2 separate regions of the Homo sapiens genome follow, and region 1 is linked to region 2. A link is a loop called in an ENCODE intact Hi-C map of the cell type or tissue named here. Cell type or tissue: ascending aorta. All regions are shown on one strand. Each heading gives the region's core, and the rest is flanking DNA. Links, peaks and the distances in the headings are about the cores only. Region 1 overlaps PLEKHA5 (pleckstrin homology domain containing A5). Region 2 overlaps LOC101928387 (a long non-coding RNA gene).

The links. A loop is a pair of places that touch in the nucleus more often than their neighbours do. Peaks named below come from ENCODE experiments on the same cell type or tissue, not always from the same donor. Only the 100,000 strongest peaks of a DNase experiment are listed, where the experiment ranks them.
Region 1: a loop joins it to region 2, with 2.4 times the contacts of the local background. A loop is called at or near these places in 5 of 110 quality-filtered maps.

What each region holds. Positions count from the first base shown.
Region 1 is chr12:19,361,781-19,378,143 of GRCh38, reverse strand. It overlaps PLEKHA5 (pleckstrin homology domain containing A5), which reads right to left. Exons shown (of 32, transcript NM_001256470.2): 30 at 12,035-12,180; 31 at 8,346-8,451; 32 at 1,744-2,613. The coding sequence ends at 8,357. Among named protein-coding and RNA genes, the nearest start is that of AEBP2, 70 kb to the left of the region's middle. In ascending aorta, for the core only: no CTCF peak of the experiment used is centred there; DNase peaks (open chromatin) are centred at 8,113 and 8,403; H3K4me3 peaks cover 381 bases; H3K27ac peaks cover 2,359 bases.
Region 2 is chr12:19,633,964-19,650,326 of GRCh38, reverse strand. All of the region lies in intron 3 of LOC101928387 (a long non-coding RNA gene), which reads right to left. Among named protein-coding and RNA genes, the nearest start is that of AEBP2, 200 kb to the right of the region's middle. RefSeq lists enhancers at 2,179-2,680, 6,137-6,696. In ascending aorta, for the core only: a CTCF peak has its summit at 6,524; no DNase peak of the experiment used is centred there.

The DNA of each region.
Region 1 (16,363 bases), core at 3,697-11,696, 270 kb after region 2:
GCCAGGCTCGGTGTAATCGCAGCACTTTGAGAGGCTGTGGTGGGCGGATCATGAGGTCAAGAGATCGAGACCATCCTAGTCAACACGGTGAAACCCCATCTCTACTAAAAATACAAAAATCAGCTGGGTGCGGTGGCTCACACCTGTAATCCCAGCACTTTGGGAGGCCAAGGTGGGTGGATCATGAGGTCAGGAGATTGAGACCATCCTGGCTAACATGGTGAAACCCCGTCTCTACTAAAGAATACAAAAAATTAGCCGGGCATGGTGGCGGGCGCCTGTAGTCCAAGCTACTCAGGAGGCTGAGGCAGGAGAATGGCGTGAACCTGGGAGGTGGAGCTTGCAGTGAGCGGAGATCGTGCCACTGCACTCCAGCCTGGGCGACAGAGCAAGACTCCATCTCAAAAAAACAAAACAAAGAAATACAAAAATCAGCTGGGCGTGGTGGCGGGCTCCTGTAATCCCAGCTACTCGGGAGGCTGAGGCAGGAGAATCCCTTGAACCCAAGAGGCGGAGGTTGCAGTGAGCCTTGATCAGGCCTCTGCACTCCAGCCTGGCAACAGAGCGAGACTCCATCTCAAAAAATCCCCCCAAAACCCCCCAAAATGAGCCTGTAATCCCAGCTACTCAGGAGGCTGAGGCAGGAGAATCGCTTGAACCCAGGAGGCAGAGGTTGCAGTGAGCCGAGATCACACCACTATACTGCAGACTGCGTGACAGAGCAAGACTCCATCTCAAAAAAAAAATAAATAAATAAATAAATAAAAATAAAAAAACCCCAAACAAAACCCGAATAATAGCAATTGTTCCCCAACACACTGACAAAGGATCTGAAACAATCATTGTATCATGACTAAAGGGAAATAATAATTTGGTGACTATTTCTTTTGAGAAGACTTTTGTGTGACACCTTTAGAGAAAGGTAGTATGTGTAAACATATTACACATATGTACATGGACACAGAGAGGTGTCCATTTTAACTTCTGTTTTCTTTCACCTCCCAATATACATTGTATCTATTTTCATTTCATTGTGTTTGCAGAAGAATTTTTATACATTTGCATTTTGAATTAAATCAAAATCCTCTTTAACATAGGATGGGGAGGAAAAAAAGACTGACTAGTGCCAATTTAGTTTCAGCCATTTTATGCAGGAATCCAAAAGCATCAAATTTCCGTGTTTTCTGGGAACAATATATAGCATGAACAAAAGGTTACAGAGGGAAGAAAATGTAATTGATTCTGAAGAGCGTGAACATCTGCAAAGAATGTATTGTAAGAGAAAATGATCTCTGAGGGTCCTACTTACGATGAAACGGTTTCTAGCTACCCATGTCAGACAAACAGCTGCCTTACACACCTCTCTCAAAGTCCAATCCCTAAACAGAGCAGGACTACTGATGCTTGAAGTTACTTTCTGAAACATGGAAGCAAATAGAAACGTGGTAAAAGACTTCACAAAACTAAACTCCTCTAGTGGTAATGAGCTAATGTAATGTACTTAGAGAAAAAGTCAGAAAAAACTATAGTCTGGTCAAAATTCTGTCATTAAATTGTGGCCAACTCAATTGATCTCTTTGAGCCTCAAGGTCCTCAACTTTGACATGGGAGGGTTGGACCGACAAGGATCTTTTAAGATGTTGTCTAGGATTATAAAATTAACAGAGTACCTTTTCTTCTAGAGGTCTCTTGAGTCTTAAGACTTTCAATTTTGGATGGAAAGAACAAAAATTCTAACACTGATTTAAGAACATCAACATTTATTTAACATGATAAAAAAAGAAATGAGATATGAACATTTGCATTTAAACAATAGTAAGTAGCCTTTAATACATTACATGTGCTCATTGTATAATATATACACAATGAACATAATTACATTTGTACACAAACTAAGTACCGGATTTGGAAACCTGCTTATTGCTGTACACATGTATTCCAATGAAATATAAGCCCAGTACTTCAAAATACCTACACTTTGTTTTTTTTTTTTTTAAGAAAAGATAAGCAGTAACATTTGTGTTTAAGCTGACAGGAGTGTGGCAGTAACTGCTGACATTGCAATCTGACCGAGAAAGAATTATAGCAGAAAACAGGACATACTTCACTTAGCAATAAAATGGCACATTTTAAATACATATATATAAAATTTTTACAAATCAAGTGTGAAACAAAAGCACTGCAGTAGCTAAAATGGGAAGAAAAAAAAGAAAACAAGCTTCAATGGAAATAATAACTAACTTTAGAAAATGAAAAGCAAAAAAATATATATATAAATTCACCTAGACTTAAGAAACATCGAAATCTGGAAATCAGCAACTAAGTAAGCTCTGGAAATAGACTGCACATTAAAAAGCACCTTTACTTATGTGCTCTGAAATCATAGCAGCAAGCTGGTGTCAGAATAATAACCTTGAGATTACGAAGTGTACATATGGGCCATTAAAGCTGTTTTGGAATAAACATTTTCCAGAAGTGATAAAATGATGCTCTGTGACCAAAAGCATCAGAACTATGAATTTCATAGATTTAAAATATACTGTACAATATCTTCTTACACTGCTGAAGGTCCATGTCTTTAGCTTTGAATGGTTTCAACAGAAGTCAGTATAGCTGAAAAATAAGAGAGAGGAAATTACTTTGACACCTGCAACGTTAATTAATTACCATTTCCCAAAGTAACTAAGGGTGACATTCTGTAACAACAGAACTGACAAGCATGGCCATGAAAATCCTAAAATACAATACATCAAAGGATATTTTTCTTCATTTCCATAGCTTAATTCACAAAGCAAAGAAACATAATGCAATTTTTTTTTTTTGAGACAGGGTATCACTATCGCCTAGGCTGGGGTGCAGTGGTATGATCCCGGCTCTCTGCAACCTCTGCGTCCTGGGTTCAAGCGATTCTCCTGCCTCAGTCTCCCAACTAGCTGGGATTACAGGCACATATCACCATGCCTGGCTAATTTTTGTATTTTTAGTAGAGACGGGGTTTCACCATGTTGGCCAGGCTGGTCTCGAACCCCTGGCCTCAACTGATCTGACTGCCTTGGCCTCCCAAAGTGCTAGGATTACAGGCATGAGCCACTATACCCGGCCCCACAAGGAAACATAATGTAATGCAATTCTTCTTCCTTCCTCCTCCTCCTCCTTCTCTTCATTATTATTATTATTATCATCATTTTGGAGACGGAGTCTTGCTCTGTTGCCCAGGGTGGAGTGCAGTGGCACGATCTCAGTTCACTGCAACCTCTGCCTCCTGGGTTCCAACAATTCTCCTGCCTCAGCCTCCTGAGTAGCTGGGACTACAGGTGCACATCACCACATCCAGCTAATTTTTTGTATTTTAGTAGAGACGGGGTTTCACCGTGTTGCCCAGGCTGGTCTCAAACTCCTGAACTCAGGCAATCCGCCCGCCTCGGCCTCCCAAAGTGCTAGGATTCCAGGTGTGAGCCACTGCACCTGGCCTTCTTATTATTTTTGAGACTGAGTCTCGCTCTGTCGCCCAGGCTGGAGTGCAGTGGCGCAATCTTGGCTCACTGCAACCTCCACCTCCCGGGTTCAAGTGATTTTCCTGCCTCAGCCTCTAGAGTAGCTGAGACTACAGGTGCATGCCACCACGCCCAGCTAATTTTTGTATTTTCAGTAGAGACGGAGTTTCAACCATGTTGGCCACAATGGTCTCGATCTCCTGACCTTGTGTTCCGCCCGCCTCGGCCTCACAAAGTGTTGGGATTACAGCCGTGAGCCACTGTGCCCGGCCAACATAATGTGATTATAAATAGCAATACAGAATAAAAAATGTACCGCTGGCAACGGCAACCCCCTTTGGGTCCCCTCCCATTTTAGGGGAGCTCTGTTTTCACTCTATTAAATCTTGCAACTGCAAAAAAAAAAAAAAAGTACCAAACGTAGCTGAATCCAAAAGATCAACAAAATGAGCAAACATTTGCATAACTCCACTAAAATACGTAATAATTATTGAGCTGCCTACATCGTAGTGTCATTTGTAAAGGTTTCCTAAATCCTGCCAAAACCACTAGTTCAGAAAGATGGCATATGCATAATAGGAAGATATGAAATAATACAAGTTTTCATGCCTTTAGTTATTTGTGGTAGTTGCATACCATGAGACTAGAAAATATCCGACAATAATCATACCTCATTACAGTATGCCACTGCTCTTGGAATAAGAAGAAAACAAAATAAAATCCTATAACAATTTAAGGAACCTGGAAATATACTTGAGTTTTAACTCTGAATATCCTTTATTATTGGAAGGATATGTGTACAGTCATAATCTGTTTATTGAATCAAAATATTATGTGAATGGCTCTTAATGTATACATTTTTCTACTAAGAGGTCATCAAGTCTTTACATAGATGAAATCAAATGAGTCCAATGTTTATTTTTCCTATGTTTTGTGTTATTACGTCACCAGTAGCAACAGTCACCATTTTTTTTTTTTTTTGAGACAGAGTTTCGTTCTTGTTGCCCAGGCTGGAGTGCAATGGCACGACCTCGGCTCACTGCAACCACTGCCTCTGGGTTCAAGCGATTCTCCTGCCTCAGCCTCCCAAGTAGCTGGGATTACAGGCATGTGCCACCACGCCCAGCTAATTTTGTAATTTTAGTAGAGACTGGGTTTCTCCATGTTGGTCACGCTGGTCAGGAGCCAGGTGATCTGCCTGCCTCGGCCTCCCAAAGTGCTGGGATTACAGGTGTGGGCCACCACACCCAGATTTTTTTTTTTTTTTTTGAGACAAAGTCTTGTTCTGTCACCCAGGCCGGAGTGCGATGGTGTGATCTCGGCTCACTGCAACCTCTGCCTCCCAGGTTCAAGCGATTCTCCTGTCTCAGCCTCCCAGGTAGCTGGGATTACAGGCGCCTGACACCATGCCCAGCTAATTTTTGTATTTTTAAGTAGAGATGGGGTTTTACCATGTTGGCCAGGCTGGTCCTGAACTCCCGACCTCAAGTGATCCACCAGCCCTGGCCTCCCAAAGTGCTGGCATTACCGCACCTGGCCTCAACAGTCATTTCTAAACATATTAAATTAAAAGTTTAAACATAGCCAGGCGTGATGGCTCAATCTTGTAATCTCAGCACTTTGGGAGATTGAGGCGGGCAGAGCGCTTGAGCTCAGGAGTTTGAGACCAGCCTGGGCAACACGGTGAAACCCCTACTCTACAAAAAATACAAAAAAATCAGCCAGGCTTGGTGGCACAGGCGTGTGGTCCCAGCTACTTGGGAGGCTGTCGTGGGAGGATCACTTAAGCCCAGGAGGGCAAGGCTCCAAGATCTCACCATTGCACTCCAGTGTGGGTGACAGGGTGAGACCTGGTCTCAACAAAAAAAAAAAAAAGAAAAAAGAAAAAAGAAAAAAGGCTTAAACACAAGTGACAAAGGCAGAACACAGGTAAGACTATCACAGTTAGGTTATTTGTAACTCTCCAGCAAGCACTTCAGTCCTGCACAGATACCAACTGACAAAAACAGAAGCCTCTTTGAGGTTCCAGGTAGACATAATCTCAAATAAAAGTTACAAATATGAAAAGACAACAAAATACTTTGGGCTGAAAAAAAGGGCACAGATTATAGTTCCTACAATAAGGTGTGAAAGGAAGTAGATTCCAGAAAACAGGATGGGAGGAAATATTTGCAAACTATGCATCCAACAAAGGACTAATATCCAGAATCTGGAAGGAACTCAAAACAAATCAGCAAGAAAAAAAAAACAAAAACAAATAATCCCATCAAAAAGTGGGCAAATGACGCGAATAGGCATTTCTCAAAAGAAGGTACACAACAATGAGATGCCTCCTTATTCCTGCAAGAATGGCCATAATTGGCCGGGTGCAGTGGGTCACGCCAGCACTTTGGGAGGCCGAGGTGGGCGGATCATGAGGTCAAGAGATCGAGACCATACTGGCCAACATGGTGAAACCCCATCTCTACTAAAAATTCAAAAATTAGCTGGGTGTGGTGGCACACGCCTGTAGTCCCAGCTACGGGGGAGGCTGAGGCAGGAGAATCACTTGAACCCTGGAGGAGGAGGTTGCAGTGAGCCAAGATCACGCCACTGCACTCCAGCCTGCTGACAGAGCGAGACTCCATCTCAAAAACAAAAAAAAAGAATGGCCATAATTTAAAAGTCAAAAAACAACAGATGTTGGTATGGATGTGGTGAGAAGAAAACACTTTTACACTGCTGGTGGGAATGTAAACTAGTACAACCACTACGGAAAACAGTGTGGAGATTCCTTAAAGAACTAAAAGTAGATCCAGCATTTGATCCAGCAATCCCACTACTGAGTATCGACCCAAAAGAAAACAAGTCATTACATAAAAAAGATACATGCACATGCATGTTTATAGCAGCACAATTTGCAACTCCAAGGGTATGGAACCAACCTAAGAGTCCACCAACCAAGGAGTGGATAAAGAAAATGTGGTTTATATACACCATGGAATACTACTCAGCAATAAAAAGGAACAAAATAATGTATTTTGCAGCAACTTGGATGGAGCTGGAGGCCATTATTCTAAGTAAAGTAACTCAGGAAAGGAAAACCAAATATCATATGTTCTCACTTATAAGTTGGAGCTACACTATGGGTATGCAAAGGCATACAGTGTGGTATAATGGACTTTGGAGACTCAGAAGGGAGAGGGTGGAAGGTCGGTGAAGGATTGGGTACAACATACACTACTCGGGTAATGGGTGCACTAAAATCTCAGACTTCACCACTATACAATTCTTCCATGTAACCCAAAACCACTTGTACCCAAAGCTAGTGAAATTTAAAAAATGCTTGAAAAGGAAGAAAAAAGGCTGGGTGTGGTGGCTCACACCTGTAATCTCAGCACTTTGGGAGGCTGAGGCGGACAGATCACTTGAGCTCAGGAGCTTGAGATCAGCCTGGGCAACATGGTGAAAACTCCATCTCTGCAAAACAATTAGCCTGGCATGGTGGCATACACCTGTAGTCCCAGCTACTCAGGGGGCTGAGGTGGGAGGATTGCTTGAGCCTGGGAGGTCAGCCTTCAGTGAGCCATTGAGCCATGATCTTGCACCACTGCACTCCAGCCTGGGTGACAGAGTAAGACCTTGCCTCGAAAAAAAAAAAAAAAGGAGAGAAAATAAAAGAAATATTTTGAGAATGTGAAAATCAAAGAGGCTAGGCACAGTGGCTCATGCAGTGGGAGGGTAGCTTGAATTCAGGAGTTTGAGACCAGCGTGGACAACTTAGTAAGACTGTCTCTATAAGAAAATCGAAATATCAGCCGAGTGTGGTGGCGTGCACTTGTGATCCCAGCTACTTGTGAGGCTGAGGCAGGACGACTGCTTGAGCCCAGGAGGTCAAGGCTGCAGTGAGCTGTGATTATGCCACTACACTCCAGCATGGGGGACATCTCTGAAAAAAGAAATAACATAAAAAAAACAAGAAAATAAAAAAACAAAAAGATGTTAGTACTAATGCTTATAATGTCTCTATATGTTTCTGCTGCTGTTCAGCAGAAAATGGTGGTAATCCTAAAGCACCAAACTTACTAGATATGGTAGATGCTGTGAGAAAGAAAATGCAGAAAAAGGCATAACATTCTTACTCTACACCAGAGCTTTTATAAAAAGTTAAAAAACTTTTAGAGTACGCTATAAGTACTAAATTCTAGGTTAAAATTAGCAATTGTCTAGAAAGTTTAAAAGTAAGAATTCAGGAAACTATTCTCAATTATAAATCTGTGCTCTAAGGAACATTGTTCAAGAAAGGATTCCTTCTTCTCCCTGATACCATCCATGGTTTTAGTAATTACCTCCCTGACTTAATAGAATTCAATTACTTAGAAATAATATCAGATAGACATTAAAGATTTTAATATTCCATCAAGTTGGCTGTACCATAAACATTTCATTGTCATTTACAATAATTAGCAAACTCCCAGTGGGCAGACATGTCACCCTAACTGTAAAAAGCATTACATAGTCAACGTGTAATGACTTAAACAAAATTCTCAGGTCGCTATGGAAAGGAACATTAAGTAGAAGCACAGCTGCACAACACTGCAAGTCTTGGCACAGGCCATACCCTCCAAATTTTGTTGTTTTTCTGGATGATGAAATAAGAGACAAAGAAAATGCTGTCACACAGCAAATCATCAGAGGAGCCAATGTTAGCAATCTGTTACCAACCCTGGTTCCAAGATATGCCTACTTGTTCTGCCAACTATCCCTATGTACAGTCCAGAACTAATCCCAGTTTTGATTCACTAAACCAACAGATAAGTCATAAAATTCAAGTAAAAAACTAAAGCACAAATGCAAAGGGAAATGACGTACTTCTTCTAAGACTACACACACATGAAATGTGATCCTTCTGTGAGCTGCGGCTGAGTGGATGGAACTGGCGATGCCGAGGACTCAGGAGATGGGGACAGACTTTTCACTAAAACACACAAAGAAAATGGGAGAAGATAAAAATCTTTAAGACACATTTGGAGAAGTAAATCCTGATGCTGTAATCCCACAAAAATTAGAACATGTTTTGAGAAGGAAGTAATAGATACATTTGGTTCTATTGTGATTTTTTCTTTTTAAATAATTAAAAACAAATTTTTATTAATTGAGATGGGGTCTCACCATGTTGACCAGGCTGGTCTTGAACTCCTGGCATCATGCAATCCTCCCATCTTGGTCTCCCGAAGTGTTGGGATTATGTGCCCAGCCTGTTATTTTCTAATTTGCAATCTAATTATTCAGTATAAAATATTTCCTGACAACTACTTAAAAATTTTTTTTTTTTTGGCTGGGCGTGGTGGCTCATGTCTGTAATCCCACCACTTTGGGAGGCCGAGGCAGGCGGATCATTTGAGGTCAGGAGTTCGAGACCAGCCAGGCCAACATGGTGAAACCCCGACTCTACTAAAAATACAAAAATTAGTCAGACATGGTAGCTCGTGCCTGTAGTCCTAGCTACTTAGGAGGCCGGGGTAGGAGAAATGCTTGAACCCAAGAGCCAGAGGCTGCAATGAGCTGAGATTGTACCACTGTACTCTAGCCTGGGCAAGAGAGCAAGACTTTGTCTCAAACAACAACAACAACAACAAAAAACAAACAAACAAAAAAAATACTTTACATTTTTTTTTTCTGCTTTGAGGTTAATTTTCTGTTGGAACTTTTTTTAGTTCTATGCAGCTAAATACTATGGATGATTTAAATGTTGTGGTTTTAATACTATCATAACACTTTGATCCAGACCTGCTGCATAATAACCAAAACTGGCCAGTGACAATTTTTTTTTTAACAAGTGAGACCTCCTGTGCACACTACCTTATTCATTTATTTAGAGACAGAATTTCGCTCTTTGTTGCCCAGGCTGGAGTGCAGTGGCGTGATCTCGGCTCATCACAACCTCTGCCTCCCAAGTTCAAGCGATTCTCCTGCCTCAGCCTCCTGAGTAGCTGGGATTACAGGCATGGCCACCATGCCTGGCTAATTTTGTATTTTTAGTAGAGACGGGGTTTCTCCATGTTGGTCAGGCTGGTCTCGAACTCCAAACCTCAGGTGATCCACCTGCCTCAGTCTCCCAAAGTGCTGGGATTATAGGCGTGAGCCACTGTGCCTGGCTATTTATTTATTTTTTGAGACAGGGTCTTGCTCTGTTGCTCAGGCTGGAAAGCAGTAATGCAGTCACACAGCTCATTGTAGCCTCAACCTCCTGGGCTCAGGTGATCCTCCTACCTCAGCCTCCTGAGAAGCTGGGTCTATAGTGCCATCCCATCCGGCTAATTTTTTAAAAGCATTATTTTTAGTAGAAACGTTGTCTTGTTACATTGCCTAGGCTGGTCTTGAACTCCTGAGCTCAAGCAATACTCCTGCCTTGGCTTCCGAAAGTGCTGAGATTATAGGCGTGAGCCACTGCACCCAGCTCATACTGCCTTGTAAGTGACAGAGGCAAAGGAAAAGGCAGTGCTTAGTATTTGTTACAAGGGAACATGACTGGTAATATAAATTTATAATTTATTTTAAATAAGTAAATTAAATAAAGTTTATTTTATTTAAATTTATAACATACACGTTATATTTATATAAGATACGGAAGATGTTCTGCCCAGAACCCCATGCTTTTCCTAAGAAGAATGGTCCTGAATACTTGAATTTCATTGTTTCTTACTCTTCTGCAAAAGGGCAGGAGTGGTGGCGGGGTTTTGTAGGAATGGTTTTTTACTTATGGACTACAAGAAGCAAAGCTGGGCCGGGCGCAGTGGCTCATGCCTATAATCCCAGCACTTTGGGAGGCCGAGGCGGGCGGATCACGAGGCCAGGAGATTGAGACCAACCTGGCTAACAGTGAAACCCTATCTCTACTAAAAAAAAAAAAAATACAAAAAATTAGCCAGGCGTGGTGACGGACACCTACAGTCCCAGCTACTCAGGAGGCTGAGGCAGAAGAATGGCATGAACCCAGGAGGCGGAGCTTGCAGTGAGTGGAGATCGCGCCACTGCACTCCAGCCTGGGCAACAGAGCAAGACTCCATCTCAAAAATAAAATAAAATAAAATAAAATAAAAAAGAAGCAAAGCTGGCTGGGCATGGTGGCTCACGCCTGTAATCCTAGCACTTTGGGAAGCTGAGGTGGGTGGATCACCTGAGGTCAGGAGTTCAAGACCAGCCTGGCCAACATGGCGAGACCCTGCCTCTACAAAAATACAAAAATTAGCTGGGCGTGGTGGTGGGCACCTATAATCCCAGCTACTTGGGAGGCTGAGGCAGGAGAATCGCTTGAACCTGGGAGGTGGAGATTGCAGTGAGCTGAGATCACGCCACATCACTCCAGCCTGGGTGAAAGAGCTTCAAAAAAAAAAAAAAAAAAAAAAAAAGAAGAAGCAAAGCGATAATATGCACTAATTCCCATCCCTGTTCCCAAAAAATCATAAAGAAAAAGAGTAAAAGGGCCGGGCATGGTGGCTTATGCCTGTAATCCCAGCACTTTGGGAGGTTGAGGCGCGCTGATCACTGGAGGTCAGGAGTTCCAGACCAGCCTGGCCAACATAGTAACCCCCATCTGTACTACAAATACAAAAAATTAGCCGGGTGTGGTGGCACACACCTGTAGTCCCAGCTACTAGGGAGGCAGAGGTTGCAGTGAGCCAAGATAGCGCCACTGCACTCCAGCGCTGGCAACAGAGGGAGTACTCTGCCTCCAGGAAAAAAAAAGAAAAGATTTGTGAAGAGTCCAAAAAATATGAGAGAATAGAGCACAGAACAACTTGTTTTTTTTAAAATGCCATGGATAATAATTTTCTACAATTGAAGGAACAGCCAGGTATGGATTATAGCAATGCTGGAGTAAACAAACCCATTCTATTAGTTTAGATATTAAATCCTCCACAGTTCCCAATGTGGCAGGCTTGTGAATACTCTGAGAATCTAGCCCTGAGAACAGATAGATTTTCCAAGTACTGAAAGATTTTCTTTTCTTTTCTGAGAAGGAGTCTCGCTCTGTCACCCAGGCTGGAGTGCAGTGGCACGATCTCGGCTCACTGCAACCTCCGCCTCTGGGGTTCAAGCAATTCTCTGCCTCAGCCTCCTGAGTAGCTGGGATTGGAGGTGGCTGCCACCATGCCCGGCTAATTTTTTGTATTTTTAGTAGAGACGGGGTTTCACTATCTTGGCCAGGCTGGTCTTGAACCCCTGACCTCGTGGTCCACCTGCCTCGGCCTCCCAAAATGCTGGATTACAGGTGTGAGCCACCGCACCCGGCCAAAAGATTTTATTAGAAAAAGTTTACTCTATGTGTTAAAATTGAAAGGAAAAAGCAAAACCAAAGCCAATGTGTTGATCCCTCTGCCAGGGTAGACTCTGGCAGGGGCTGCATCCTCCTGAAGGTACACTTGGGGAGGCAAACGTTGACTCATCTGTAGTCAAGGTACTTAAGCGATTCCCTTCTTAGAATCTCCCCATGGAAAATAAATTTAGAAGTTCAGAGGAAGCACCAGGTAGAAAATTATGAAGTGTATACTACCTACCTGCCATTGTTTGATTTCCTCTAGAAACCTCAGGAGTTGATTCGTAAGAAATAACAGTTTCTTCCTGTTCGTCAACACTGTTCTTTGTATTTTCTTCAGGATGCTCTTCTGGTTTATGATTTGCGGTCTGTGTTTCATCTTGAGGGCTGATGAAAATAGATTGGTATTTAAAAATTTGTCACTATAGAATACAATTAATTTTTCTTTTTTTTGTTATAAAAGATGCCACCACCTATGTTTAACAACGAACATTTTCTTACAATTAATCTTTTCTTTCTTTTGAAAGTTTCAAACAAAAGAATTAGAGCAAATAATAAACCTGTATATTCATTTCAATAATTACTTGGTTTGCCAATCTTGCTTCATCTAAGCCCTAAAATCCTTGCTCCCTAAACCATTTAAAGCAGATTCTACATATGATATTTAATTTGTAAGTACTTCAGAACATATTTTTAATATGTTAATGCCATCAAATATCCAGTCAGTGCTTAAATTTTCCTGGTGCCTCATAATGTCATTTTAGAATTAGAATCAGGATCCAAACAAGGTCCATATATTGCCTGACAAATTCCTTAAAGTCTACTTTAATCCAAAACAAACTGCCCCAGATCCCTTTTATTCTTTGCCATTTATATGTAAAAGAACTTGGTCTATCTGTCCTATATAGTTTATCACATTCTGGATTCTGATGATTGTATCCCTCAGGATTTTCTATAAAGTTATAAGATTTTTTTTTTTTTTTTTGAGACGGAGTCTCACTCTGTCGCCCAGGCTGGAGTGCAGTGGCGCGATCTAGGCTCACTGCAAGCTCACCTCCCAGGTTCTCACCATTCTCCTGCCTCAGCCTCCCGAGTAGCAGGGACTACGGGCGCCTGCCACCACGTCCGGCTTTTTGTATTTTTAGTAGAGACGGGGTTTCACCGTGTTAGCCAGGATGGTCTCGATCTCCTGACCTCTTGATCTGCCCACCTCAGCCTCCCAAAGTGGTGGGATTACAGGCGTGACCTACTGCGCCTGGCCAAAGTTATATGATTTTAAGGCTTATTCAAATTTAGGTTTTGGAGGGGCAAGTAGCACTTCATTAGGTGGGTGTCATGAACTATTGCATTAACAGATTGTTTCTTTTTGTGATGTTAAAAATGATCAGTGTGGCTGAGCGCGGTGGCTCACGCCTGTAATCACAGCACTTTGAGAGGCCAAGGCAGGATCATGAGGTCAGGAGTTCAAGACCAGCCTAGCCAAGATGGTGAAACTCTGTTTCTACTAAAATACAAAAATTAGCCGGGCACAGTGGCAGGCGCCTATAAACCCAGCTACTTGGGAGGCTGAGGCAGGAGAACTGCTTGAATCGGGCGGCGGGGCAGAGGTTGCAGTGAGCCAAGATTGCGCCACTGCACGCCAGCCTGGGCGACAGAGTGAGATCCCGTCTCAAAAAAAAAACAAACATTAGTGAGTTCAGGGGTTATTGGGTTGACCCATTCATATAAAGATCCTTGTCAGATTTTCAGCTGATAGCTTTGGCAGCCACTGAGGAATATTGTTCAAATCCATTATGGCATTAGGGCTAGCAAAGCAATGACACATATATATTTTTTTTTTGAGGCAGATTCTCACTCTGTCGCCCAGGCTGGAGTACAGTGGCGGGATCTCGGCTCACTGAGACCTCCGCCTCCCTGGCTCAAGCAATTCTTGTGCCTCAGTCTCACAAGCAGGTGGGATTACAGGAATGTACCACTATGCCCGGATAATTTTTGTATTTTTAGTAGAGACAGTGTTTCACCATATTATTGGCCAGGCTAGTTTCAAACTCCTGACCTCAATTGATCTGCCCACCTCAGCCTCCCAAACTGCTGGGATTTCAGGCACGAGCCACTGCACCCTGCCACAAAACAATGATACTCTGACTCCCACTTGAAATTCTTCTAAAAATAAGTTTCCTCAAACTATTTGGTTACAATTTGGGAAAAAAACATGATAAATACTTGATCCTTTCCCTTAATGTACCAAGTTTTGGAATTAAAAGTTGATTCTCTAGCATCCTCCAAAATGGCCAACAAGTAATTTTTTTGTTGTTGTATCATTATGAACTCATCAATTTTTAATATACTGTGTTTTAATCTATGCTTCTTAATACAAAAATTCAGCAGAGATATTTTTCTTAGCAGACATTGCCAAATACTTTTCAAATTCAATCTTGCTATTCATTTAAGAAATCAAGGCATTCCTAATAACAGTAAACCACAGCATTTCTGTTTTCTAGTGCCGGTAATATGTTTAATGGAGGGAAAGATTGAAGATATACTCTTAAGGCCAGTTAAGGCTGGGTATGGTGGCTTATGTCTGTAATCCCAGCACTTTGGGAGGCTGAGGCGGGTGGATCACCTGAGGTCAGGAATTTGAGGCCAGCCTGGCCAACATGGCGAAACCCCGTCTCTACTAAAAATACAAAAATTAGCTGGGCATGGTGGCACACGCTTGTAATCCCAGCTACTTGGGAGGCTGAGGCAGGAGAATCGCTTGAACCCAGGAGGTGGAGGTTGCAGTGTGCCTAGATTGCACTACTGCACTCCAGCCTGGGTGACAGAGTGAGACTCTGTCTCAAAAAAAAAAAAAGAAGGCTAGTTAAGAAATATAGCTAAAAATGGCCAGGCACGATGGCTCACGCCTGTAATACCAGCACTTTGGGAGGCCAAGGCGGGCTGATCATGAGTCAGGAGATCGAGACCATCCTGGCTAACACGGTGAAACCCCGTCTCTACTAAAAATAAAAAAAAAAATAAAAAAATAAAAATTAGCCATGCGTGGTGACACGCGCCTGTAGTCTGAGCTACTCAGGAGGCTGAGGCAGGAGAATTGCTTGAACCCAGGAGGCAGAGGTTCCCTCCGGGAACCGAGTGCAGTGGACCAAGATTGCGCCATTGCACTCCAGCCAGGGCAACAGAGCGAGACTCTGTCTCAAAAACAAAAAAACAACAACAAAAAAAAAACAAAAAAAGAAATATAGCTAAAAGAAAAAAGAAAATCACCATAATTTCTGGAACTCTTATGAGACAGCTTAGAATTTTGACCAATGTCAATCATTACCTGGGAAGACTGATTTCAGGGCCCCCCCACAGATAGCAAAATCTGCAGATGCTCCAGTCCCTTATATCAAATGGCATAGTACAGTTGGCCCTCCAGATCCATGGGTTCGGAATCCATGGATATGGAGGGCCGACTGTAAAGGCATAAATCCATGAATATGGAGGGCCGACTGCATAGGCAGTGATGAATTGCTTACTCTGCTACAGCTTATATGCCTTTTGACTTTTTTTTTTTAAGGTATTTATCTCTCTTTTTAAAATTTTTTTGAGACAGGGTCTTGCTCTGTTGCCGAGGCTGGAGTGTAGTAACGTGATCATGGCTCACTGCAGCCTTGACCTCCCATGTTCAAGCAATCCTCCCACCTCAGTTTCCTGAGTAGCTGGAACTACAGGCATGCACCTGGGGTAAGGTATCATTTATTGAATACTTCCTAGGTGCTAAGCACAGTGTAAAGTGCTGTACATGTATTTTCTTTTTTTTTCCTTTTCTTTTGAGATGGAGTCTCACTCTGACGCCCAGGCTGGAGTGTAGTGGTGTGATCTTGGCTCACTGCAACCTCTGCCTCCTGGGTTCAAGCATTTCTCCTGCCTCAGCCTCCCAAGTAGCTGGGACCACAGACATGCACCACCATGTCTGGCTAATTTTTGTACTTTTAGTAGAGACAGGGTTTTACCATGTTGGCCAGGCTGGTCTCAAACTCCTGACTTCTAGTGATCTGCCCCCGTTGGCCTCCCAAAGTGCTGGGATTACAGGCATAAGCCACTGCTCCTGGCCACATGTGTTTTCGTATTAATCTTTACAACACACCTGTCAGATAGATACTGTTATTATGCCTTTTTTTTTTTTTTTTTTTTTTTTGAGACAGAGTCTCACTCTGTTGCCCAGGCTGGAGTATACTGGCACAATCATGGGTCACTGCAGCCTCGAGCTCTTGGGCTCAAGTGATCTTCTCACCTCAGCCTCCGAGTACAGACTAGGACTACAGGCACATGCCACCATGCCTGGCTAATTTTTTTTTTCAGAGATGAGGTCTCATTATGTTGCCCAGGCTGGTCTTGAATTCCTGGGCTCAGGTGATCCTCCTGCCTTGGCCTTTCAAAGTGCTGGAATTATAGATGTGCACCAGTGCGTCCAGCCCTATTGCCATTTTTACAAGTGAGGAATGTGTAGTTTAAGAGGTTATATAACTTGCTCAAGATTCTATAGCTCCTAGGTAGCTAAGCTGGGGCTGAAATCCAGTACTTT
Region 2 (16,363 bases), core at 2,689-10,688:
GCTGCTCTTATACCAAACCCATAAAAGATATATGCTTCGGTAAATTTTAGTTTTCTAGTGAAGATTAATTCTATCCATACTAAAATATTCTCATTGGAGTAAGCGGAGAGATGTTTATCATCTTTGGAGAAAGATTTGCATTTTCTATTTTGTTTGTAATAAGTTAAAACAGAAGTTACAACTGAAACAGCAAGGAAAAAAATAGATGATAAAGTACGAGACCATATGCAGAAGTTGCAAAGGAGTTAGCCAAAAACTCCTTAACAATAGCTCTTAAAATCCTTCGTGTACATCAAGGTTATAAAAGGGCATATTGATAAATATTGGTAAGAATTTGTGAAAATAATTTATTTGGGAACAGCTGTTGCCCCTCTCTGAATCCCAGTGCTTCAACATCGCAAAGGAGTTTAGGGAAAACCTGACCCTTACCTCATGAGGGCAAGAGAGAGCTTCAAGAAGACTACTCTGAGAGTAAGGCAATCCTCCTAACTGATGAAAGCTGGATAAAGAAGAGTTTGCTTCTGTTTTGGAATCAGCCTTCATTTCCAAAGTTCATCTAGGCAAATCATGTGTTTCTTCTATACAATGTGTGGGCCTAGGGTCACCATGCATGGTGCGCAAGTTGTATGCTGTCAAGGGTACAACATCTAATGTCAAGATTTATTCACATGGTAGTCATCGTAAGTTTGTATATTTACTTTCTAGTAGACGGCAATAGAAGTTCTTGTTCTAACAAAACCAGTATATATTACAACAACTTCCCCATAAAGTGTCTTGAGAAATGGGCACCTCTTTCTAATAAACACAAAGAACCACATGGACAAGCATGGGCACTATGTGAGTTTCATGTGTGAGAGAAAGAGCCAGCAGAGAGGTTGTTTTTCATCCCATTCAATAGAGCTACCTAGAGAAGCTAATGAAACCTCAGCAAACAGAAGCCAGAGGTAGACCCCCTGATTGCAAGGATCTAAAGATGAAATAAGCAAGAGCATTCCACTGGAACAAGAGAACTACAGATTAGAAATCCACCATCAGGAGAAGAAGTTGGTGCCTACAGAACAAAAGAAAGCATCCCAGGCTGGGTGCCGTGGCTCACGCCTGTAATCCCACCACTTTGGGAGGCTGAGGTGGGCGGATCACGAGGTCAAGAGTTTGAGACCAGCCTGGCCAACATGGTATAACCCCATCTCTACTAAAAATACAAAAACTAACCAGGCATGGTGGTGCGTGCCCATAATCGCAGCTACTCAGGAGGCTGAGGCAGGAGAATTGCTTGAACCCAGGAGGCGTATGTTGCAGTGAGCTGAGATCATGCCACTGCACTCCAGCCTGGGTGACAGAGTAAGACTCCGTCTTGAAAAAAAAAATTAAAAAAAAAAAAAGCATCCCAGGAGAGAGAAAGCGTTCAGGTTAAATATTGGCAAACCACCAATCCTTCTTCTTCCATCCTATTTCAACCACTAGGGTCAGTAGCATGGTTGACAAGATGGAAAGCATGACAGAAGCACGTGTAATGCACCACATCACATCTAGGTTGGAAAGTCCTAGAGGAATGTTGGTTGCTTCTCTCATACCCTCAGAAACCCCCTAGGCTTAAATAACTTCTGCACATTCCCAAAACCTAGTTCACACACATGCAGGAATTATGATTTATGATGTTCCTTCCATCTCAAAATTTTAGTAAATTTTAACATTATTTTTTATAGTTTGATCTTTACTGGCATTTAGAGTGCTAAATCAAGTTTAGCCTAAAGCTGCTTCCTTCCATATTTTAAGTTTGCCCTAAAGGTTATTCTGTACTTCGTGAACTATAACAAATGGAGGTATAATCAGACTTTAGCCTACACTGAGTTCTGGCCAATTAATGTAGCCAATTGTTCAAACCGTGTTCAAATAAGGCAAACGCTGAGCTGTAACCAATCCAGTTGTTTCTGCACCTCACTTCTGCTTTCTGTATGTCACTTTCCTTTTTCTGCCCATAAATCTTCCACCACATGGCTACGCTGGAGTCTCTCTGAGCCTACTACTGCTCAGAAGGCTGCCTGATTCACGAATTGTTCGTTGCTCAATTAAACTCCTTTAAAGTTAATTTGGCTGAAGTTTTTTCTTTTATCAAGAGAATCACAAAACAAAAGCAATCTAAAGCCAAGGAAGGAAGTACAAAAGCAATTAAGTTTAAAAGGGACAGAAGACCAAAAGGTATATAAAAATAAAGCAGGAAAAATGGAAACAGTTTGCAGCAGACAAAGGGGCCAGATTTCCAAGAAGAACAATGTGATGCTTTTTAATGTAATTGGTCCCTCATGAACTAATCAGTAAAAGCAAGATGGCTGACAGACGGATCCAGCCACAGCCTCCAACAGCTGTCTAGCCCCCCTGAGGTGATCATACTCAATCGCACCATTTGGGGATGTGAATAACAGAACATCAAGCTGTGAAGGTAAAAAGCTGGGAAACCAAGGAAACTCCCTGAACAGGAGCCTTGAGAACAAATAAGGAAGATAGTCCAGACCCAGCATGGACATGAAAGCCAAAGGATGACAATGCACCCAAATTAACAGAAGCCAGAAAATAGGCGAAAACCAGAGATTTGCCAAAATTGCTAAGTTCAAACCAGGTCCACGACTAGGATATTTGAGAGTGAAACAGGGTAACTTTGAAACCCAGAGAAATAAGCAACAGCCTTCCAAGGGGGGCACAGTTGCTCCAGAGATGCAAAAAGATTTTAGAAGTTACTAGGTCCCCGAGGGTTTTAAAGTAATCCGTCTTCCTATCCTCTGCTTTTACAGGTACTCTTCCTATAACTGTTAACAGCCTGATAATGCACTCTCCTATTTCTTGGTCATTTTTCTCCTGATTTACCAAAAAAAAAAAAAAAAAAAAAAAAAAAAGGTCTACCTGTCACCCATCTCAAACCTTAAGATGGTTCTAGAACCAAAGATACAATTACATTAATTATTTTAATCAAGCCCCCATAGTTTCACAAACATACCCCTCAGTGAATCTAATTGAGATGCATTTTCTATATATTTCTCCTTTTTAAAAATAATTACCAAATGTTTTAATACATTTATACCATTTTGAGTAGCTGCAGACTATTAATAATTACAGTGATAATTTGATGCCAAAGAAATATTTTAACACTAGTAACCTTATCATCACAAAAAATTATAGGTAATTTTTAACTTCAATTTTATATATTTGTTGTTGCTGCTGCGTTTAAGTTTACTAGGGTGAATGTATCCAGGGACTCAAGAGAAACAGAAGATAATGGACAGCCAGAAAGAGGGAGAGAAAGAGTTTTTTTGTTGTTGTTTTTTGTTTTTTTTTTTTTTTTTGTAATTGACTCATTTGATTGTGGAGCCTTGGAATCCTGAAATCTGTTGAAATAATTTTTGGAAGGCCATTAAACCACGGCAGCTCCAGCACCCTGGGTTCCTATGTAAGCAAACTGAAACCCAACTAGATGTAAATGGTCATAGTCCAGGCCTGTCAGAAACCACCACCTCACCTCTAGCTAGGGACTTTCCACTGGAATGATTGCTTTGCCTTGCTTCCACATTCACCATATAAAAGCTCCCCCTTGTTCTCCTTTTCTGGAGCCCTGAACTGCCTATGGTCTGGAACTGCCCAACTTATGATTCATTGTCCACCCAAATTTGAATGTGACTTAGTTTATATTTTAACAAATCTGTGGGGTAGGCTGACAGGCTGGAGACTCAGGCAGGAGTTAATGTTGCAGTCTTGAGTTTTCATCTTCAGAAAATCTTTCTCAATTTTTGCTCTTAGGGCCTTCACCTAACTAGATGAATCACCACTGACATGGTTTGGATTTGTGTCCCCACCCAACTGTCATGTTAAATAATAATCCCTAATGTTGGAGGTGGGTTTGGTGAGAGGTGATTGAATCATGGCGACAGATTTCCCCCTTTGGTGCTCTTCTCCTGATAGAGTGCTCACGCGATCTGGTTGTTTAAAAGTGAGTGGCACCTCCCCCACCTTCCTCTTGCTCCGGCCATGTAAGAGGTGCATGCTTCCCCTTCGCCTTCCACCAAGATTGTAAGTTTCCTGAAGCCTCCCCAGTCATGCTTCCTGTACAGCCTGCAGAACCATAAGCCAATTAAACCTCTTTTCTTTATAAATTGCCTAGTCTCAGGTATTTCTTTATAGCAGTGCAAGTACAAACTAATTCAACCACCCACATTATCAAGGATGGTCTCCTTTAACTCAAGTAAACTGATTGTAGATGTTAACCTTTACTTAAAGTCAACTGATTGTAGATGTTAACAACATCTGTAAAATGCCTTGTCAGCAATACTTAGACAGTGTTGATTGAACAACTGGGAACTATAGCCTAGACAAGTTGACACAAAAACTAACCATCACCTTGAACAACCATAGAAGTGCAAAAATATGTTACATTATGATAAAATTCTGTAAGAGAAGTAGGGTAAAAATACAATTTCAAATATCAAATATTTTAAGAGTGTTTTATTTTTCATCTTTTTTGTGTTTTTAGAGACAAGGTCTCCCTCTGTTGCCCAGGCTGGAGTGCAGTGAAGCCATGAAAGCTCATTGCAAGCTCAAACTCCTGAGGTCAAGCAATCCTCCCACCTCAGCCTCCCCAGGAGCTGGGACTACAGGTACGGCCCACCACACCTGGCTAATTTTTGTAAATTTTTTGCAGAAATGGGGTCTCACTATGTTGCCCAAGCTGTCTCAAACTCCTGGCCTCAAGAGATCCTCCCACCTTAGCTTCCCAAAGTGTTGAGATTACAGGCATGAACCACTGTGACCAGCCTCTTAAGAGTGTTTTAAAACATATATTACATCTTTTGTAAGGTTTTTGACTTATGATGAAAAACAGTATATGTCAACATAAAAGTATGCAAGTATTGATTATCAAAATTCCGGTAGGGGTTATGCAAGCAAAACTGAAGACAAGTTCTAGCTAGGATAACAGAGTACAGTAAGTTCTCACTTATCATTATTGATAGATTCTTGGAAACTGACTTTAAGTGAAATTATGTATAACAAAACCAATTTTTTTTTATCAATGTTGTAACAAAATGAGACATTGAAGGAAATGCTATTTGAGGACTTGCTGTACCTCCTTTCACTTAAAGTTGAAGTTTCCAGGAACTTATTGATGATGTTAGTGAGGCCTTACAGTATTGTTGCTAAATTTATGGACTCAGACTGTACTGTACCTACATATTAGCTGTGTGAATTTAGGGAAATAAATGAAATTCCTCGGTTTTGGGGAATGTTATTTAATATGCTATATTATTAGCACTTATCGATCAGATTTGGAGGTAGATTAAGTGACATAATATCTTCAAAGCACTTAGCACAATTTCTGGCACAGAATAACTCCTCAACAAACGCCAGCTATTATTATTATTCAGCAGATGTCAGTTGTAGAACATAAATCCACGAAGACCTATAAATGCAAGAACTCACACCAGGCTTGTCTTGCCTGCTTAGCTTTTCTCTGATCCTCTCTGCTAGTAAATCCCTGAGGCTCCATGGCTAGACACTAAAAGATTGGTCCTAAATCCCAACCTCAGTTCATAATGTATATTATCTCCAGTTTTCCTCCAGAAAGTGCTCTAGCAATGGAACCCTCAAGTTCCTTCATCTGTCTGTTTCAGCTGTAAGCCTTGCAGACCAGGCATGTTTACTTTGGTAAACATTTTGAGGGTTTTCCTGTCATTTGGCATGTGTGTGGCTCTCTTCAAACTCTCCGTTTGTCAGCCCAAATGCAGTTCTGTGAGCATCCTGGGGCTGCTTAGATAGATAGATTATTGAACTATCCAACTATTTTCTAGAATTCTAACTTAAATTTGTTCTGCAATTTAAACCTGTCTTTTTTTTTTTCAAGCGGAGCCTAGGAAATAGGCCTCTTCAAAGAACGAAAACACAAAATGTCGGATTAACTCTTCAGTGTAATTGATTTTCAGTGTGATCAAAGATTTCTTTTAATTCGATCTTCACAAGGCATAGACTTTTCTGGAACAACCTTGCTCCTACCCCTATTTAAATTTAAAAATTAAATCATTTTTTAAATCACTTAAGTAATAATGTACTTTGAAGACACTTCAGAGAAATGAAACAAAGAGGGATAAAATACCACATTTTCATCACCCAAAGACAACCATGTTAATCTTTTTAAACTCTTTTTTTGTGAGAAGAAAAAAAAATCTCCTTCTCCTACTACACACACACACACACACACACACACACACACACACACACACACACACCAACCACCAAAAATAAAAAAGGGGAGTAAAAGCAGATCCAAATGTGATTTCCTGCCTTTAAATCTGTTGCAGACACTTATGCTAATTACCCAGCAACCTTCATTTCCTTAGGTCACCGAAGAGAACAAGAGCTTTTCTCAGCAGGCTGAGTGGTTCTTACCTGCCTCTCCGCTAATGAAATTCCCAGTTTTGTCTCTGGCTTTTGCTAACAAGGCAAGCCTCCTACCGTTTCCATCCTTTAGATGGCAGCATGATCTCTAACACTTTACGGCCTTTTTTCCCAAGTTATGCAATTCTTGCAATTAAAAAAAAAAGGTTTAATTTTCTGAGGGAGTGCTGAGGAGCTGGAGAAATTAGGAGGGGAAAGAGGAGCCATTGAGGATGAAGGTATGAAAAATGGAGAAGCCAGAATTTGCGTGTGGAATCTGAATGTTTCCAGTTACCACATCTACCCCTATCCCATTACAGATAGCAAATAGGTGATGGATACACATCTATGTGGTAACTGGAATTTTATTTTTTACATTTTGATATTTATTAACAAAAATGGTCCTGAAAAGGATTGAGTCAAAATTACAAAGTGATAAGAGTTAAAATAAAAATCGTTCTTAACTGTATTGTCAGCTGGGCAGAGTGGCTCCGGCCTGTAATCCCAGCACTTTGGGAGGCCAAGGCGGGCAGATCACTTGAGGTCAGGAATTTGAGACCAGCCTGGCCAACATGGTGAAACGCCATCTCTACTGAAAATACAAAAATTAGCAGGCATGGTGGTGGGCACCTGTAATCCCAGCTACTTGGGAGGCTGAGGCATGAGAATCACTTGAACCTGGGAAGCAGAGGTTGCAGTGAGCTGAGATCGCACCCCTGTACTCCAGCCCGGGCGACAGAGGGAGACTCTGTCTCAAAAAAATAAATTAAATTAACTGTATTGTTTCTGGGGGACTTTAACCAGTCCAGAAAGCTATTTTTATCTCCTGAAACAGGACTTAAGTCACACTATTCATATGATAGATTTTAATAGAAACTCTTCCTCTTTCCTTCTGTCAAAGCAAAATATAGTGAAGGTCTTTGTTTTTACCTCAAACCTGCTTTCCAAATAAGTGTGCATACATGTAGATGGATTGGGATGGGGTGAAGGGAAAAGTTAAACAAAAAGGTTAAAAAAAAAAAAAAAGAGGCGGGGGCAGGCTGGGCACAGTGGCTCACATCTGTAATCCCAGCACATTGGGAGGTTGAGGTGGGAGGATTGCCTAAGCCCAGGAGCTCGAGATTTGCCTGGACAACATAGGGAGACACCATTTCTACAAAAAAAAAAAAAAATTTTTTTTAATTAGCCAGACATGGTGGTGCACGCCTGTGGTCCCAACTACTCAGGAGGCTGTAGCAGGAGGATCACTTTGGAAGTGAGAAGGTGAATACACTAGGGGAAAGTTAAGGCTGCAGTCAGCTGTGATGACATCACTGCACTATGGCCTGGGTGACAGAGTGAAACCCTTTCTCAAAAACAAGAAAGCCAAAATCTTAAAAACGGGAAATGAAGGCTGTTCATGGGTTATCCCTGTCATATCCCACTCACTGTGGTTTGCAAGATTCTGCACAATAAAATGTGCTCATTCATTCATTCAGTACATATTTATTGACTTCCTGCTGTGTGCCAGACACAGTAAGAGAGCAGACAGTCTAGACAGCTGTACCGCTGAGCAGTAGGCCCGTAGTCAACACTGGACACAGGTGTAAATAAAGCAGATCGTTCTCCCTTATTCTGCCCTTGTGCATCTCATGTTCTAGTATTAGAGGCAGACAATTTAAAAGGAAACAGATATAAATTTAGGTAGTGACAAGGACCATGAGGAAAAACCAAACATAACAAAAAGGCTAGAAAGGGTGTAGGGAGTGGCCGTTTTAGACAGGATTGTCAAGGCATGCTTCTCTTGGGAGGTGATATTTGAGCAGAGACCTGATGAAGCAAGTGAGGGAGTGAGCCACTAGGCACCTGGGAGAAAGTAAGGCAAAGGGAACAGCAATGCAAAGGCTGTGGCATCCAGGCATCCTTGGTTGTTGGAGGAACAAGAGGAAGCTGGTATGGCTAGAACGGGACAAGCAAAGCAAGGAGTAGCCAGAGAGAGATGAGGTCAGAAAGAAGAGGGCACATAGGGCCTTGGAGTCCCCAGAAGGGGTGCTGGGTTTTATTATAAAGGTTATGGAAAACCTTTATGTGAAGTAACATGGCCTAATTTCCATTTGAAAAGGATCACTCTGGCTATGGCACAGAGTACATCCTAAGTATGGGAAGAGGCAAGAGTGGAAATAGAAAGGCCACTCCAGAGGCTGTTGCAAAAGCCAGTGGAGGGATGGTGTGGTCTGTGGGGGAGGAAGGGAAATGGAGAGCTGGAAGACAGGGAGGGCTTGAGTGCTGGGAGGACTTGGAAGTGGTGTGGCAGGGAACCAATAGTTCTATTTTGGGCAGTTGGGTTTAAGTTGCTATTAGTCATTCCGTTACAGATGTCAAATAGGTGATGGATACAGAAATCTAAAACTCAATGGAAAGGTCAGAACTGGAGAAAACTTGGAAGTCCTGTGTATGGAGATAGTACATGTAACCAAATAGCTGAATAAGGTCATGCAGAGAGCAAGTGTGGGTAGAGAACAATCCAGGGACAGAGGCCTGGGGCGCTCCTGCGTTTAGAGCAGCCAGCTAAAGAAACCGAGAAGGAAGGCCAAGCAAGGTAAAGAGGAAACCATGGCAGTTAGGGGTCCCAGAAGTGAGCATTTCAATAGGGAGGAAGTGATCAATTTTGTCAGAAGCTTGTAAGCATTCAGGTAAATGAATACCAAGAACGGACCACTGGATTTGGCAAGATGAATGTCATTGCGGATGTTGGCAAGAGCCCTCTAAGCAGAATATGAGAACAGGATTGATTAGTGTGAAATAGAGAACACCAGGCGAAGGCCGTTAAGCTGGGAAATCCTGCTGAGGAGTTTTGCTATCAAGGAATGATAAGTGAGGTAGAAATGGGAGGGGGTGGGGGTGCTAGGAAGAGCTTTTCAAGATGGGAGATATTTCAACACATGTATGTGCTGATGGAGACGATCCAGGAGAGAGGAGGTCAGAGTGATGCAGGGGGAACCAGATGAGGAGGACATCATTGCACACATGGAGGCATGGAGGGAGCGCGGACCCCCGGGTAGATGTGGTGGTGGGAAGATGAGGTCATTGTCTCTCTTTTTTTCTTTTCTTTTTTGAGTCAGAGTTTCACGCTTGTTGCCCAGGCTGGAGTGCAACGGCGCGATCTCGGCTCACTGCAAGCTCCGCCTCCCAGGTTCAAGCAATTCTCCTGCCTCAGCCTCCCAAGTAGCTGGGATTACAAGCACCAGCTACCACACCTGGTTAATTTTGTATTTTTAGTAGAGACGAGGTTTCACCATGTTGGCCAGGCTGGTCTCCAACTCCTGACCTCAAGTGAGCCACCCGACTTGGCCTCCCAAAGTGCTGGGATTACAGGTGTGAGCCACTGCACTCAGCCCATTTTTCTTAATGACACAAGAAACAAGGTTATCGACCAAGAGTAAGGAATGGGAGGGAGTGTTGAAGGCTTAATGAGAGAGGAGAAAGTGTAGAATATTCCTTTTTGGAAGCGGGAAGGTGAATTCACTAGGGAGAATACAAGAAGATTTCGGGAAGGCTCTGTAGGCTCATCTGAGGTTTGAAAGTTTAAACTGATTCCTGGCAGCACATGTTGATTTTTTTTCTTCCAGCCACATGCCAGCAAGCCAGGCAGGTCTGAGCCACACCCCCAACCCTCCCCTCCATCCCTATCGTCCCCAGGCCTCTCTTATCACTCCTCTGGCTTCTTCACATCTTAACTTTCTCTCCCGTCTGCACTAAAAAAAGGGCCCAAATGTAGTGTGGAAGGCTCTTTTTCTGCCACCTGCTCCTATACCTCTGCACTTAGGCCACTCAGAGATCTCATTCACTCCCAGACCTTTAGCTATCTTCTGAATGGCAGTCCCAATCTCTGCTTTCCCTCCAGACCGAAATGTTTGTCTCTTGGGCATCTGCGTCTTGATATCCCTCTGGCTCATAAAACCCAGCAGGTGCAGCAGTGAATTACTTGGCACAATCATCATGCTGCTCTTCAAAGCTTGCTTTTCCTGTGATATTCTGTTTCATTTAACATCATCTATCCAACCTTCAAGACAAGAGGCCTTAGATTGGTCTTCAATGTCTCCCTCTTCTTAGTTTTCTCTGTTCCCCTGTGTACATGAAGTTGTTGAGAATTTCTATCAATTCTACTACCATAGTGTTTTTCAAATTTGGCTTCAGAATCACTGCCTCATTTATGCTGTTTCTCCTTAAATCTATTTCCTGTGGTAACTATTATTTGTGAAGAAGGGTCTAGTATTAGTCCCCGCTCAAAAATATAAAGATATTCCTATTAACCCTTAAAATCCTTAGCCCTGAGTTCATGTTCTTGCTGTAATCATTACAGCTGGTTTTTTCCCAGCTCTTACCTCACATCACCCCCTTCCAGAATTGTATACACTCCCAACTGAACAGTTTTCCTCCTACTTTCCCACCATGCTGGTCAGTCCGATGCTCACCAATACCCATGGAAACGTCCACTCTTCCAGGCCCTTGGGCACTAAGAATGGGGCCCTTTGACTGGTTCTGCTCATGACAGGCATCACTTCCAGGTGAATGCAGTTGTGAGCCAAGTGCGTTCACCTCTCTCCTCCCCTGCCAGTCACCTTGGAGGGCACATGCTCCAAATGGCATAGCTACATGACGAAAGAGGATTGTCTGACCTATATCAGGTTTTACGTAAGTGAAAAATACATGTATTTTGTTACAACACTGGAATTCGGGATTTGCCTAATGAAGCAGCTAGCATTTACTGTCCCAATGCTGCAGCCCTGTGTCTTTGTTTATACAGATGCCTTTGCTCAAATGCTTTCTCCTCTTCCTATTCATGACCTTTGGCTATTGAAATCCTCACTCTCAAAAGTAGACCTTCCCAAATGCTGGTATGTAGGTTGTTTGGTCCATGATTAAATTCCACCTAAGTCAAAGGGGTAAAAGAAAAATTACAACCGAACAAGATTCCGTAAAAGTAAATAGATTCAATTTAAAGCACTGTCTTTGGACTGAGATAACTCCTTCCATATTCAAGTGACTTCTATTATAAATTAATGGTGGTATTTGATGGCAAGAGAGAGAGGTTTTGTTTTGTTTTGTTTTGTTTTGTTTTGTTTTGTTTTGTTTGAGACGGAGTCTTACCCTGTCGCCAGGCAGGAGTGCAGTGGCGCGATCTTGGCTCACTGCAACCTCCACCTACCGGGTTCAAGCGATTCCCCTGCCTCAGCCTCCCGAGTAGCTGGGATTACAGGCGCCCGCCACCACGCTCAGCTAATTTTTGTATTTTTAGTAGAGACAGGGTTTCACCATGTTGGCCAGGATGGTCTCGATCTCTTGACCTCATGATCCTACCACCTCGGCCTCCCAAAGTGCTGGAATTACAGGCATGAGACACTATGCCCAGCCTAGAGAGAGGTTTTTAACCCCATTATTTGGCAAAATAAAGTTGGACATCTGTGTTTCGTTTCCAAAATTGTTTTCTAAATGTCATTACTTTATATACTCAAGTTCAGCAACCAGTGCTGGCACTAAGGTTAGGAAGACTTTCATTATCCTCCCAGACCAAAGTGACCTCGGATGTCTTTTAGTGACGTCTGATGCTTTGAGCGCTTGACTTTAATGTTTTATCTCTCCTCCTGGAGAGAAAATTCTTTCAGGCAAGTGATCTTTCTTATTCCCGTACAAGAAGGGCAGGAAAAACTATTCTTATTACCCATACAAGAAGGGCAGGAAAAAACTATTCTTAAACAAATGAGGGTAAAACCTTCTTATTGCCCATACAAGAAGGGCAGGAAGAATTATTCTTAAACAAATGAGAAAGCTGAGCTCTAAAAAAAATTAAATTACTTGGAAATTATAATTTTCAACATTTATTGAGCACTTAACTATTTGCCAGGCACTGTTCTATGCATTTCGCATGTACTTACTCATTTTGTTCTTGAAAAATATCTATCAGGTAGGTTACAATTCCCATCCCCATTTTGCAGAAAAAGAAGGCAACCTGCCCAAAGTCACAGAGCTAGGAAGTAGTCCCTTTAAGGCTTAAATTCTGGAGCCCATGAATTTATGGGCTTTTTAAAACACAAACCAAGTCTCCTGGTTCCTGGCTGGTGTTCTTTTCTAGTAGATCACTTTTTCTTCAACTTATTTGTTAAAGTATTTATAATTTCAAGTAAGCTTATCAGAGAACTCAGCCCCTTTTGTAATGTCTAATCAGTATTTCAGTACAATTATCTTAGATTTGCCAGTCCACATTCTAATTTTCTACATACATCTGTTTACCTTTAAGGTCTTCCTCTTTCTGTGTGAATTTCTTTCCTGCCTGTCCCCCAGAAAGAAAATAAATTAAATTAAGTCATCGAACATTGTTCAGGCAACTGTGACAGAAACTCAATAAAGTGGAAAATAAGCCAATAACATCAAGCTCCTTTTCATTAAGATTTTCAATACTTATTTGGTCAGGCTTAAGTAAAGCTGGATTTATTTGAGAGCCCTAGATTTTAAATGCAGCAGGTGCCCCACTGGTCGAATCCTTTGGATGCAGGTGTGCCATTTCACACTTTAAAAGTCTTAAGAAAATGGTGGACTTCAAACAGTAGGAAAATATTAATGCTAAAAAAAAAAAATCAAGATAAGAGTGGCCCAGGTGATTTTATTTTAAGGTGGCTTCATATCTCATTTGCCTGAGGAACCCTTCTAAGAAATTTCAGGACAATTTTACCACTGGACAACCACAATAGTATGACATTATTTCCCTAAATTTTTTATCACAGTAGCCAATATATATATCAAAAAAGATATCTTACTAGAAAGCAAAACTAACAAACATTTATAGTAGGTCAAAAATTACCTAAATGTACATACATTCTCAATGTCAACGGGGTAAATATCCCCGTTCTTCCATATTAGTGACAGTCCCAAATGAAGAATCTTTTTTTTTCTTTTTCTTTTTCTTTTTTTTTGAGACAGAGTCTCGCTCTGTCACCCAGGCTGGAGTGCAGTGGCATGATCTCAGCTCACTGCAACCTCTGCCTCCCAAGTCCAAGCGATTCTCCTGCCTCAGACTCCCGAGTAGCTGGGACTACAGGTGCCCGCCACCACGCCTGGCTAATTTTTGTATTTTTAGTTGAGACAGGGTTTCACCATATTGGCCAGGCTGGTCTCAAACTCCTGACCTTGTGTTCCACCCGTCTCGGCCTCCCAAAGTGCTGGGATTACAAGCGTGAGCCACCGCACCCAACCATGAAGATTCTTTTACACCAGAGAGAATGGCACTCCTTTCTCCCAGCAGACTCCTGCTGAAAAGTCTACTTGCCTTCTCTTCCAGGTTCATCTTCTAAGGATCCATTGTGCAGCACCAGCGGCTGGCCCTGTTGGCAGGCAGGAATGCCTAGGAACTTTCCTCCTGCTCTGTGCAGAGTATGACCCTGACAGCTGAGCCCATAACTTTAACAATGAAGCAAGTTTCTCATCTTGAGATCCTTTAGCCACGTTCACGTATCAAATGCCCCTGAAGGCCAGAGATTCACATGGAATTTGAGAAACAGTGTCTCCTCACTATAGCCCACATCGCCTCTCCTTTGAAAGAGTCCTGCCCCCAGCTACAGATGATCCAAAAATACTCATAATTTGCAAAGGGGATGACATACCTCCCCATAACCCAAGTAGCCTTCGTGTCTCTCAGTGAGATTGTCGAATATCTTTTATCTAACGAATATGTTTTTATACCAAGCAAGAATTTTATACCAAGCAAAAGTGTCACACATTTTTACAGAAAGAGAAATATTATATTGCCAAAAACCAGGTGTTATTCTACCAACATATATTTGTGCTGCCTAGAATTAGACACACAGTATTCCACACAAACATACAAAGATACATTAACCAAAAGCAGATAATATGCCACTTTTTAAGCCATCAGGTAGCATTTACAAAAGTCAACTATATAGTAAGTGAAAAAGAAAACTTCATAAATGGAAAATTCAAAAAATAATCCAGGCCACAGTTGGTGACCATAACGCAATAAAAGTAGCAAATAATAATTAAAGTATAAACCAAAAAGACTTGTCAACTTAAATGCATCTGTCCAAATGACTTTCAGGTGATGCTCATATTTTTAACTATAACTTCAGAAAAGGTTTTCTTGCTATTATTTACCAAAAACTGTCACTGAAGGAAAAATATTTTTTTTCTTCTACCTGATAGGATGCAGGAAATGCTATCCCAAATTATGTCACCTTGGCATACTGAGTGTTTTAAGATGAAGGAAACTGAGAAAAGTGCATAAGCAGAAAGGTATCTCTGACCTCCTCTATCCCCCCATCTTTTGAAGTCCCACATGTGACAGGTGTCCTGCCCTATACCTACAGGGATGGAATGTTACCCAGAGAGGACAAGAAGAATCTGAACAAACATGTTCTGCTCAACTCCCCCTAGTTTATTAACATTAAATCATACCCCCTTTTTTATCCAGTCATTCTTCTACACAAGTGTCCACTGCTCATTGAACCTAAGCACAAAAACACAGTTTTCCCTGGGTCTCTGGGTCTTCATTTCTGAAGACTCCCAGGTCATGTAAAACTAGTATTTTTTAAATGTGCCATGCTTTTATCTTGTTAGTCCATCTTTTGTTGTGGTGGTGTCAGCCATGAACCTTGCAATGGGGGAAGAAAGAATATCACTTTTTCTCCCCTACCTACCCTTCTACATTCATGGCTGGGGACCCTCTAACAAAAGAAAGACTAACAAGAGAAAAGCATACAAATGCTTTTAATATAAGTTTTATGTGTCATGAGACCCTTCATGAGGAAACGAAGACCCAAAGAAACAGTTAAATCTGAGTGCTTTTTATAGTAGGTTTTTGAAGAAAAATGGAGAGTCATGGTAGAATAATGTGATAGGGTAAAGGGTGTAAGTGTAACCATGAAACCAGCCCAAACTGGGCCTATTCTGTTGATAACAAATTGTCAAGTTACCTTTTGGGTATAACAGAGCCAAAAACTACAAATTCTGTAGCACGGGCATGTGCAATAGAAAAAGCTTTTACCTCTAACACACCCGGAACCAATGATTCCCTCCCCTCAGAACCAAGAAGTTCTAGAACATGACCAGAACCTAAACACATAGCTCTTTCAGAAGCAAGAGGTCTGTTGGCCCCGAAGATCCAGGGCTAAAATCTGCCGTAACATATCTTACTGTAAATGGTGAAATGTGAAGGCCTCCAATCAGACCCCGCTCAGCCAACACTCTTCAATCCTTTCCCTTGCCCTCTGATTCTTTAAAACTTGCCCCAGACCTCAAATTAGAGAGGCAGATTTGAGCCCCCTCCTGCCTCCTTTGCTGACTGGTCTTACAATAAAGGCCTTCTTTTCTCAAAAACTGGTGCCATAGTTCTTCACTTCTGTATGCATCAGGCAGTGAGCCCATTTGCTCCATAGCATAAGTAAACAAGGCCTGTTCATGCAGATTCCTCTCTTGTGACCCTGTGCCTTTGGAAATAAGAATGCTCCTTTTCTCCAGGTATAGAGAAGATACCTCTCCCATGAGGGGCTTATGACCTGCTTCAGAGGAACATCAGAAAATCCTTCCTGGGTTTTATAACCTGCTCCATGGGAGAAAGGTAAGAGCAGAATGGGAGGAGATCAGAGTGACCTTCCTACTTCTGCCATTTTCTCCAAGACCCTCAGTTTAAAATATTCAATATCGCAAGGTACCATATTTTGGGGTAGAGTGTCTTGAACCCCATTCTCACCATGGCTTTAACTATTTCTGCCAAAATTAATTTGGTTTCCTTAGAAATCTCAAACTGCTGATCCTTTAGAAAAGCTACAGGAGACATATTGCAGAGTTTAGGGCATATCCAAGATGAGACTAAAATATAAAATCAGACCCTGTAGTAAGTTCTATGAGAAATGTATGGCCTCTTTAAGGTGTGTGTTTGAAAGATGATGAATCTTCAAAT